Linked DNA regions of Homo sapiens: region 1 is linked to region 2. A link is an interaction called in ENCODE POLR2A ChIA-PET data of the cell type or tissue named here. Cell type or tissue: MCF 10A. All regions are shown on one strand. Each heading gives the region's core, and the rest is flanking DNA. Links, peaks and the distances in the headings are about the cores only.

What was found. Peaks named below come from ENCODE experiments on the same cell type or tissue, not always from the same donor. Only the 100,000 strongest peaks of a DNase experiment are listed, where the experiment ranks them.
Region 1: POLR2A ChIA-PET joins it to region 2 with 5 read pairs; 2 of 35 experiments call an interaction of 5 or more read pairs at or near these places.

The regions. Positions count from the first base shown.
Region 1 is chr1:119,629,366-119,633,760 of GRCh38, reverse strand. The region is part of intron 1 of ZNF697 (zinc finger protein 697); the gene reads left to right. Among named protein-coding and RNA genes, the nearest start is that of ZNF697, 17 kb to the left of the region's middle. RefSeq lists silencers at 2,034-2,193, 2,284-2,333. In MCF 10A, for the core only: no CTCF peak of the experiment used is centred there; a DNase peak (open chromatin) is centred at 2,090.
Region 2 is chr1:119,386,766-119,391,160 of GRCh38, reverse strand. HAO2 (hydroxyacid oxidase 2) reads right to left here. Exons shown (of 8, transcript NM_016527.4): 5 at 4,330-4,395. Among named protein-coding and RNA genes, the nearest start is that of HAO2-IT1, 20 kb to the right of the region's middle. In MCF 10A, for the core only: no CTCF peak of the experiment used is centred there; no DNase peak of the experiment used is centred there.

The sequences.
Region 1 (4,395 bases), core at 274-4,273, 240 kb before region 2:
GACTACACCTTTAAGCTACAGTATGTATGATGGTTAATTTTATGTGTCAATTTGGCTGGGCCACAGAATGCCAAGATTTGTGGTCAAACATTATTCTGGGTGTTTTGTGAGTATGTTTTTTAGATGAGGATAACATATAAATCAGTGGACTTCGAGTACATTGCCCACCATAATGTGGGTGGGCCTCATCCAATCAGCTGAAACCTGAATAGAACAAACAGACTGATCTTCAGAGGAATCTTCTGCATCTGCTCTCTTGGGTCTCCAGCCTGTCAGCTGACCCTACAGATTTTGGACTTGCCAGACCCCATAATGGCATGAGCCAGTTCTTTATGATAAATCAATCTCTCTCTCTCTCTCTCTCTATACACACACACACACACACACACACACACACACACACATCCTATTGGTTCTCTTAGGAGGACCCTGATTAATCAGTGTGCAAAAACAAAAAGAAAAGACAAGTATATGTCCTCAATTTATCTGGCTATTTTTTGAAGATGTGTTTTATATTAAAGAGATGCAAAGATCACTGGAGACACCATCCGCAAAATTGAGAGTCTGGCCACAACTCTTCTAGTAAAACCTGACTTTCAGTCACTTTCCCTTTCTAGCCTTAGTTTCATCTCTGTAAAAGAAGGTTAAACGAAGGGATTTCCAAGGTCTGTGATTTCCTGAAATGCAAACATGGAACATTTGAGCCAGCTGCTGAGAAAGTGTCTAGAGATAATAATTCTGAGGGCTGCCCAAAGTTTCTCTTACTAAACAAAACAACTGAGGGTGTAAAACAGTAGTGGTGGTGGAGCACAGGGAATAAAAAACCATCAACAGAAGGATTTCCTGTATATAAGGAAAATATACAGGAAAATGGATCACCCTGATTTATGTCGCGGAAGATTCTAATCAGTTAAATGTAAAATATGGATAGTAAATGCCAACGGGAAAACCTGTAGCTTTTGTGACTTCTCAGCTGAGGGCAGATAGTCTAACTTTGAGGGCACTTAGGATCTGTGTCTGCGTTGCACTAATTCTTATTTCGTGCAGGAGGAATAGGGTGGTGGTGGAGGATTGGCATTTGTGATAAGCTGAGGCTGTCAAGCCAAACTGAGGGGCCCTAGCCCAACCGATGGACAGGAAATGTCTGACCCCAAGGGCATTTGTGCTATTCCTGATCACAGAGATTGGAAGGAGCCTCAAACTGGTGCTGACCCATGGGGATGTAGGTTGGTTTCTCTGTTGCCTTGGTTTTGAGCCTTTTTGTTTTTCCACCTTGGGCTTCCCTCTCCAGGTAAAAAAAGCAGTAACCACAAGGCAGAAACCATATTATTTTAGCTCCTCTTGTCTGGAGAGCGGGCAACACTTAGGTGCAGTAATCTTTTGGCTGTCCCTGTCTGGAATTAATGTTCACCCTCACGCAGCAGTCTGCCACTTGGGTGGCTGGCATTTTGGGTTGGGCAGTCTGGGTTTGTGCCTGGCCAAGCCAGCTGAGGGGAAGTTCGCCTGCCACGTTTGGTTGTGGACACATTCTGTGTAAGGTGCTTACCCCTTGCTCAGTAGAGGCATCCCCTGCAAATATGGCGAGGTGGCTTTCTTTGCCCTTTGGGTTCCTTTTGACCATAAACTTAGCAGTGAGGAGGCAGGACCTTGATGGTCATATCCCCCGAGAGGCTAGCTGACTTTTTACCCAGTTGGTGCTGAAGATGGACAAATGATTAACCCCCTGGAATCTCTGGTTAGACCCCAGTTGTGGTCATGAGTTCAGCCTTTTGAACCGCAGGCTGAAATTGTTTTTCCAGCGCTCTACCCAATCGGGTGTCCCCGCCTGGACTCTGCTATGGAAGCGCTCCCTTGGGAAATAGTGGTGGGCAGGGGGGCGTGGGAAGAGGAGGGAGGAAGCCTCCAGCTGCTGCTGGCCGGCCCTGCGTTCCTCTGAGGAGGTAGGGAAGGGACCCTCGAGATGAGTGGGAGACAGGAAAGGAGCTGCAGTCTGGAGGCCCGAGTGGGAGCCGCTCCTGGCCCGCCGCCCGCCGGGCCGCTTCCTTCCCCTGACATGACAGCCCTGCCGGCCTGGCTCCCCGCCACCTGGCAGCGGCCGCCGCGGCACATGACTCCTCCGCCCTCTGCCCTGGGGGCTGGCGGGGCCCAGGCGGGGCCCAAGCGGGGCCCAAGCGGGGGCTGGGAGTGATCTGCTCTGGAACTGGCCGTCCCTGCTGGTCGGGGCTGCCAGGTGCGGCCCGCGCTGCTTCGCTGGGAACTGGCCTTCCTCTTCCAGTCCTAACGCGCTTGGCCATTTGTCCCTTCTAGGAGCCAGCGGAGGGGAACACCTGCTGTCTCTACCTGAGAGAGACGCCGCCTGGGGTTCACCTTCCCTGGCCTCAGTGTTCTTTACACGTCAAACGGGTCACCCTGATTTACCTCTCAGTTACTGGAGTCAAAGGAGATGGACCCGCTGCAGTGCATAGGAAGGTGCTTAGGTCCGCTCCAAGGAGACACCGCCTCCGCGGTGCCATCCACGCCAGGGGCCGCGTGACAGCTTGGGGTCCGCGCAGAAGGCTGCCTCAGCGAGGCGGCAGCTGCGCCCCTGCTTTATCTTTTAGAGGCTGGGAGACTTGGTGCTATTTCTGGCCTTGGTTTCTATGTAAAATCCAGGTTGGTGGGGGAGTTGTGTACACTCCTCTGCCCTAACCTCTTCATAGGAAGTTAGGTTAAATCCACAAAGTGGTGGGGACCTTGTTCAATAGGGATAGATTTCACAGGTAGCCCCAAAGTGGGGGATTTGGCGAATGTGCCAATAAACTTGGTTTAAATTCTAATTCTGGCTCTGCTACTGGCTTCAGTTACCCTCCCCGATCTTCCCACCTCATTCCCTCCCTTCCTCTTTTTTTTTTGAGATGGGGTCTTGCCCTGTTTCTCAGGCTGGAGTGCGGGGGAAGGTGGGGTCAGTCTTGGCTCACTGCAGCCTGGAACTCCTGGGCTCCAGTGATCCTCCTGCCTCAGCCTCCCAAGTAGCTGGGACTAAAGACATGTGCCACCACACCCAGCTATTTTGTAAAAAGTTTTTGTAGAGAAGGGATCTTGCTCTGTTGCCCAGGCTGGAGTCTTTTTCTCTTTTTAGAGACACTTTATCACATTCACCTCTGCTCTGTAGCAGTGTCTTCAAAGTGATCTTTCTTTCAAGTGGGGTTGAGTTTGTCTAGAAGGCTCTTGAGCATTTTCCCAGTGATAGGGTGATAGGCCTTACTTTTTTGAAATTGGGGTAGGGGAAAGAGACATGAAAATATCACAAGTTCTAGAAACCAGGATTTGAGCAGTCTTGTTGAAGTTGCCCAATCCCACCTTGAAGTGATCTGCATCCAAGAAAAAGGTTTTGTGATGGTGGTGGTGGAATGTTTGGGGATTAAGAGTTTGCTGTGTGGATTAACAAGCTGGAGCTGGAAATGTCTAATGAAACTGACAATGATGCCTTCCTGGATCAACTCACCTGTGTGTCACATGACAAGCTTGAAGAGGACTCAGGAACATTCAAACCCAACCTTCTCATGGAACGGAAGCCCGAAGGGGGCAAATGCTTAAAGTCACACAGCACAATGGTTGTGTTGGCCAAAAACCAGAGTTGTCTCCCTCAGTGATTACAACCAGATGTAGAATTAGTTTTGTATGCCCACCACTCTATTGCTTTTCCCCCTTAAACTTCTATTCCTTCTTATTGGGGGAAGGAGAGCTCCCTTACAGATGGTGTACGTTAGGGTTTACTGAACCAGGCACCCACACCCTATTTAGCTTTAGACCTATACTCTGTTTACAGGATGGGCAATCAGCAGCTGAAAACTAATTGAATTTGGAATTAAACCTTTCTCCCTCTACCTAGCTCCCTTCAGCAACTAGTCACTCCCTGGTTCTTGTATCCACATGGTGAGTTGTTCATTAATAGAACCTTTAGCAGCAAGGCTAGGGGAAGCTGTTTGTACTTGCCAAAGGCCATTCTCCATGAACGTAGCTGGGAATAGGTGACCCCCAATTTAGAATGGGGGTGTGTATAATTTTCTTAAGAAGTTGGCTGAAGTTTCATCATAGTAATAACTACCATTTATTGTGTCTCTAACATGCCAGCAGCTTTTACAAACATTAATTTTTGTGGCTCGAGAAACAACCCTGCAAGGTAGGAGGCAGCATCCTTGTTCTTATGGATGCAGAATCTGAGATTCAGCAAGGCTAAGAAACTTGTACAAGGTAAAGTGGCTGGCAAAGAGCAGAGGATTCAAACCCAGGTCAGTCTGGCCACAAAGTGATCACACTGCCCTGCTGCCCACTGGATATCCAGCTCCAGCCTTGCCTAAGAAAACATGTTGCTAGTTTTTGAGAATGAATGGGAAAGGAGCTGGAACAAAATAT
Region 2 (4,395 bases), core at 312-4,311:
TGGCTGAGACTGAACAGTATAAGAAAATAGTGAGGAAATAATTTTCTACTTTAACTTATAGGTGGGGGCGGGGAATTGAATATGTTTTGAACTTACATGTAATAACTAGAGAGAATTCACATTCTAATAAGAGGCATTTTTTATAGTCCCAGCATGGTATTATTTGGAGTATTTTTATAATGTTGTGAAAGAGGTGGGAACTTCTATGAGGAACTTTGAAATCACCTGATTTCAAACTATAGTATCTGAGTTTTTGGCACTCCCCTAGAGTCTGTGCCTGAGGTCAGTGTCCCACTCCCTGCAGGTTGTTGCCAGTGCTATAAAAGGTAAGGATTTTGAGAAAAGTTCCCACCTCTATGAGGTTTCATATCTAACATTGTTCTTGTACTTCCTCCTAGGACCAGGGGAAAGGATAAGTCAGCTGTTGTCCCCAGAAGACTCTAATGAATGTCCTGTTCTGTCCTATTAAAAATTAACTCTAAAGCCTCACCCTAAGGTAAAATTCACTCCCTATTTTATTTCACAATTATTATCAACTCCACTGCATAGTATGGCTCACTAGAAGAGTTTGTACAAATGTATTTCTCTTTCACAACATCATAAAAATATTCCAGCTGGGCACAGTGGCTCATGCCTATAATTCCAGCACTTTGGGAGGCTGAGGCGGGTGAACCACCTGAGGTGAGGAGTTCGAGACCAGCCTGGCCAACATGGTGAAATCCCATCTCTACTAAAAATGCAAATAACCAGGCGTGGTGGCCAGTGCCTGTAATCCCAGCTACTTGGGAGGCTAAGGCAGGAGAATTGCTTGAACCTGGGAGGTGGAGGTTGTAGTGAGCTGAGACTGCGCCATTGCCCTCCAGCGTGGGTGACAAGAGTGAAACTACAAATAAAAAAAAATAAATCCAAATAATACCATGCTGGGACTATAAAAATGTCTTTTATTTGGACATGAATTCTCTCTCGTTACTAATAGTCACCAAAACAGCATGGAACTGGTATAAAAATAGGCACATGGACCAATGGAACAGAATAGAGAACCCAGAAATAAATCCAAATACTTACAGCCAACTGATCTTTGGTGAAGCAAACAAAAACATAAAGTAGGGAAAGGATACTATATTTAACAATGCTGCTGGGATAATTGGCTAGCCACATGTAGGACAATGAAACTGGATCATCATCTCTCACTTTATATAAAAATCAACTCAAGATGGATCAAGGACTTAATTCTAAGACCTGAAACTATAAAAATTCTAGAATATAACATAGGAAAAACCCTTCCAGATATTGGCTTAGGCAAGGATTTTATGACCACGAACCCAAAAGCAAATACAGTAAAAACAAAGATAAATAGCTGGCACTTAATTAAACTAAGGAGCTTTTGTATGGCAGAGGAACAGTCTGCAGAGTAAACAGACAACCCACAGAGTAGAAGAAAACCTTCAAAATCTATACATCTGACAAAAGACTAACAACCAGAATCTACGAGGAACTCAAACAAATTAACAAGAAAAAAAAAAAAAAATCTCATCAAAAAGTGAGCTAAGGACACGAATAGATAATTCTCAAAATAAAATATACAAATAGCCAACAAACATATGAAAAAGTGCTCAACATCACTAATGATTAGGGAAATGCAAATCAAAATTACAATGCAATACTTCCTTACTGCTACAAGAATGGCCATAATCAAAAAATAATAGATGTTCATGTGGATGCAGTGAACAGGGAACACTTCTACACTGCTGGTGGGAATGTGAGCTAGTACAACTATTATGGAAAACAGTGTGGAGATTCCTTATAGAACTAAAAGTAGAACTACCATTTGATCCAGCAATCCCACTACCAGGTATCTACCCAGGGGAAAAGAAGTCATTATATGAAAATGATACTTGCACGCATGTTTATAGCAGCAGAATTAACAATTGCAAAAATGTGGAACCCACCCAAATGCCCATCAATCAATGAGTGGATAAAGAAACTGTGGTGTATATATATATATATATATATATATATATATGATGAAATACTACTCAGCCATAAGAAGGAATGAATTAATGGCATTCGCAGCAACCTGGATGAGATTGGAGAGTGTTATTCTAAGTGAAGTAATTCAGGAATGGAAAACCAAACATCATATATTCTCACTCATAAGTGGGAGCTAAGCTATGAGGATGCAAAGGCATAAGAGTGACACCATGTACTTTGGGGACTAAGGGAGAAAGGGTGTGAAGGGGGTGGGAATAAAAGACTACAAATAGGGTGCAGTGTATACTGCTCAGGTGATGGTTGCACCAAAATCTCACAAATCACCACTAAAGAACTTACTCATGTAGCAGACACCACCTGTTCCTTAATAACCTGTGGAAATAATTTTTTTAAAAAAACTCAGATAAATGATGTTTGAACACAATGTTTTAAAAAAACAAATGGCAAACTCTGACCTGTGAGCTGGAAGTTTGTTTTTATAAATAAATAGACCTGGGGCTAGGATTAAGGTGAGGCAAGTGAGGCAGGGTTATACAAGCACAGGGTCAGGTTTCACCTGAAGCAAAACCCTCACGAGACTCACACTGATATTTGTGCTGTCTCCAAGTGAACTTGAGTTTGGATGTGAAGCCAAATGGCTTGGGAGAATATCAAGTTGATTAGCACAATAAGATAGGAGAAATTCTCCTCTCCCTGGCCCCTACCTTAGCCAATACTCATTCTCTAGTGGGGAAGCACAATGGGAGAATTAGTCTTCCTCTTTGTCTACTCATTACTCAGTTATTCCAAAAGAACAAGACCAGCTAAGTTGATTAATGAGAGCCTGACACCTATTGTATGATGTATTTTATTAGCTTTCTTTCAAAAGCCTATATTCTACTGTTTGCTGCTTGTTGGTAATGGGCTCTTCATTGCCTTCTGCTCCTATTTAGGCATAGTTGGGATGACCCAGGGCATGCTATGCTCTTTTGCTTTCTCTGTTTTGCTAAATACTGGATGGCTTGTAGGCATCCTGGCAGGGGTTGGGTGAGAGAGCTCAGTGTGTGCTCAGCCCAACCACTTTCTCCTAAGTTTGCAGGTCAATAGGTGAGATGAAAAGCAGGAGACCCAACCACTTCGGTTCAGCTCTTACCAGAGAGACACAGTGAAGGGTGACCCCTGCTCTCCACGTGGGCTTGCATTCCACTGCCTTTAGCAGTTAGAGCTGGTGCAGAGGAGGAGGTGAGTGGCTGGCTCTTAGGCTTCCAAGCATCACGTGTCTTGGAATGTACCAACCAGCTAGTGCAAATTTCTAATTCCTGGAATTTATCTTAAAGAAGTACTTGAGATTGTGCTATGGATTCAGTCACTGATGTGTTGTTTAAAATAGGGAAAGATTAGAGGCAATACAGATGTTCTACAATGGAGGTTGGTTATATAGTTGTCTGTTCATACTACATACCATTAAAAATAAGAGGAGCATATATACTGAAACAAAAAGTTGCTCTTAATATAATGCTAAGTAAAAGAAAAAAACACAATATTATTTATACTTTTCTTAAACACCAAAAATTGTATTTGCATTAAGAAGATGTTAACAGTGACCAAAATGTTGACGTTAGTGATAGTGATAAAATTAGTGTTAATTTTTATCTTTTGCTTATGTATGTTTTCTAATTTATCTGCAGTGAACATGTTTTATTTATATAAGTGTCAATGAAACTGAAGAGGAAAAAACCTCATTTCTCTTTCTTAAAACAAGTCAAGCAGCAATAGAACATTTGAAAAAATATAACTCAATGAAAACAAATCAACAACAAATTCCCATGTAAAGATTCTTTCCCTGCCTTACTTTCTCTCACTTTCTTGCCCTCAAACTTCATTTATAATGAACATAAATTTATGAGTTAAGGGAAAAAATTATGGACTTTTATAGATTTTAGCAAAAGACACATCAGGGTGTTTTTAGAGTTTTGCCATGAAACGTGTTTACTTTAGAACATCTGTCTAATCAAATTCAACATTAATTATTTATTATCTTAAGTGAACTAAAGATAAGTTATTTAACATCACTAAACTACAGTATCCCCATTTGCAAATCAGGGATAATAACACCCATCTTGCAGCATTGGCATGAGACTTAGAGATGCTATATGTAAAGGTTGAAAAAACAGCTTAGCACACAGTAGGCTACTAATAATAATTAACAGTCCTTAAAATTCACAGATACATACCAACACATGTGGTACAGAGGAGTGAAATATGCTCAGATTTCACAGAGTCCCTTGATGTGGACACACTCACACATACACACACAGCACTCACAAACACACCCTTCTCTGAAGTAATCCTACTTACTGAAGCAAGAACCTCATCAAGCTGCCTCCCACCATGGTTGGAAACAATGATACCCTGGACATTGTG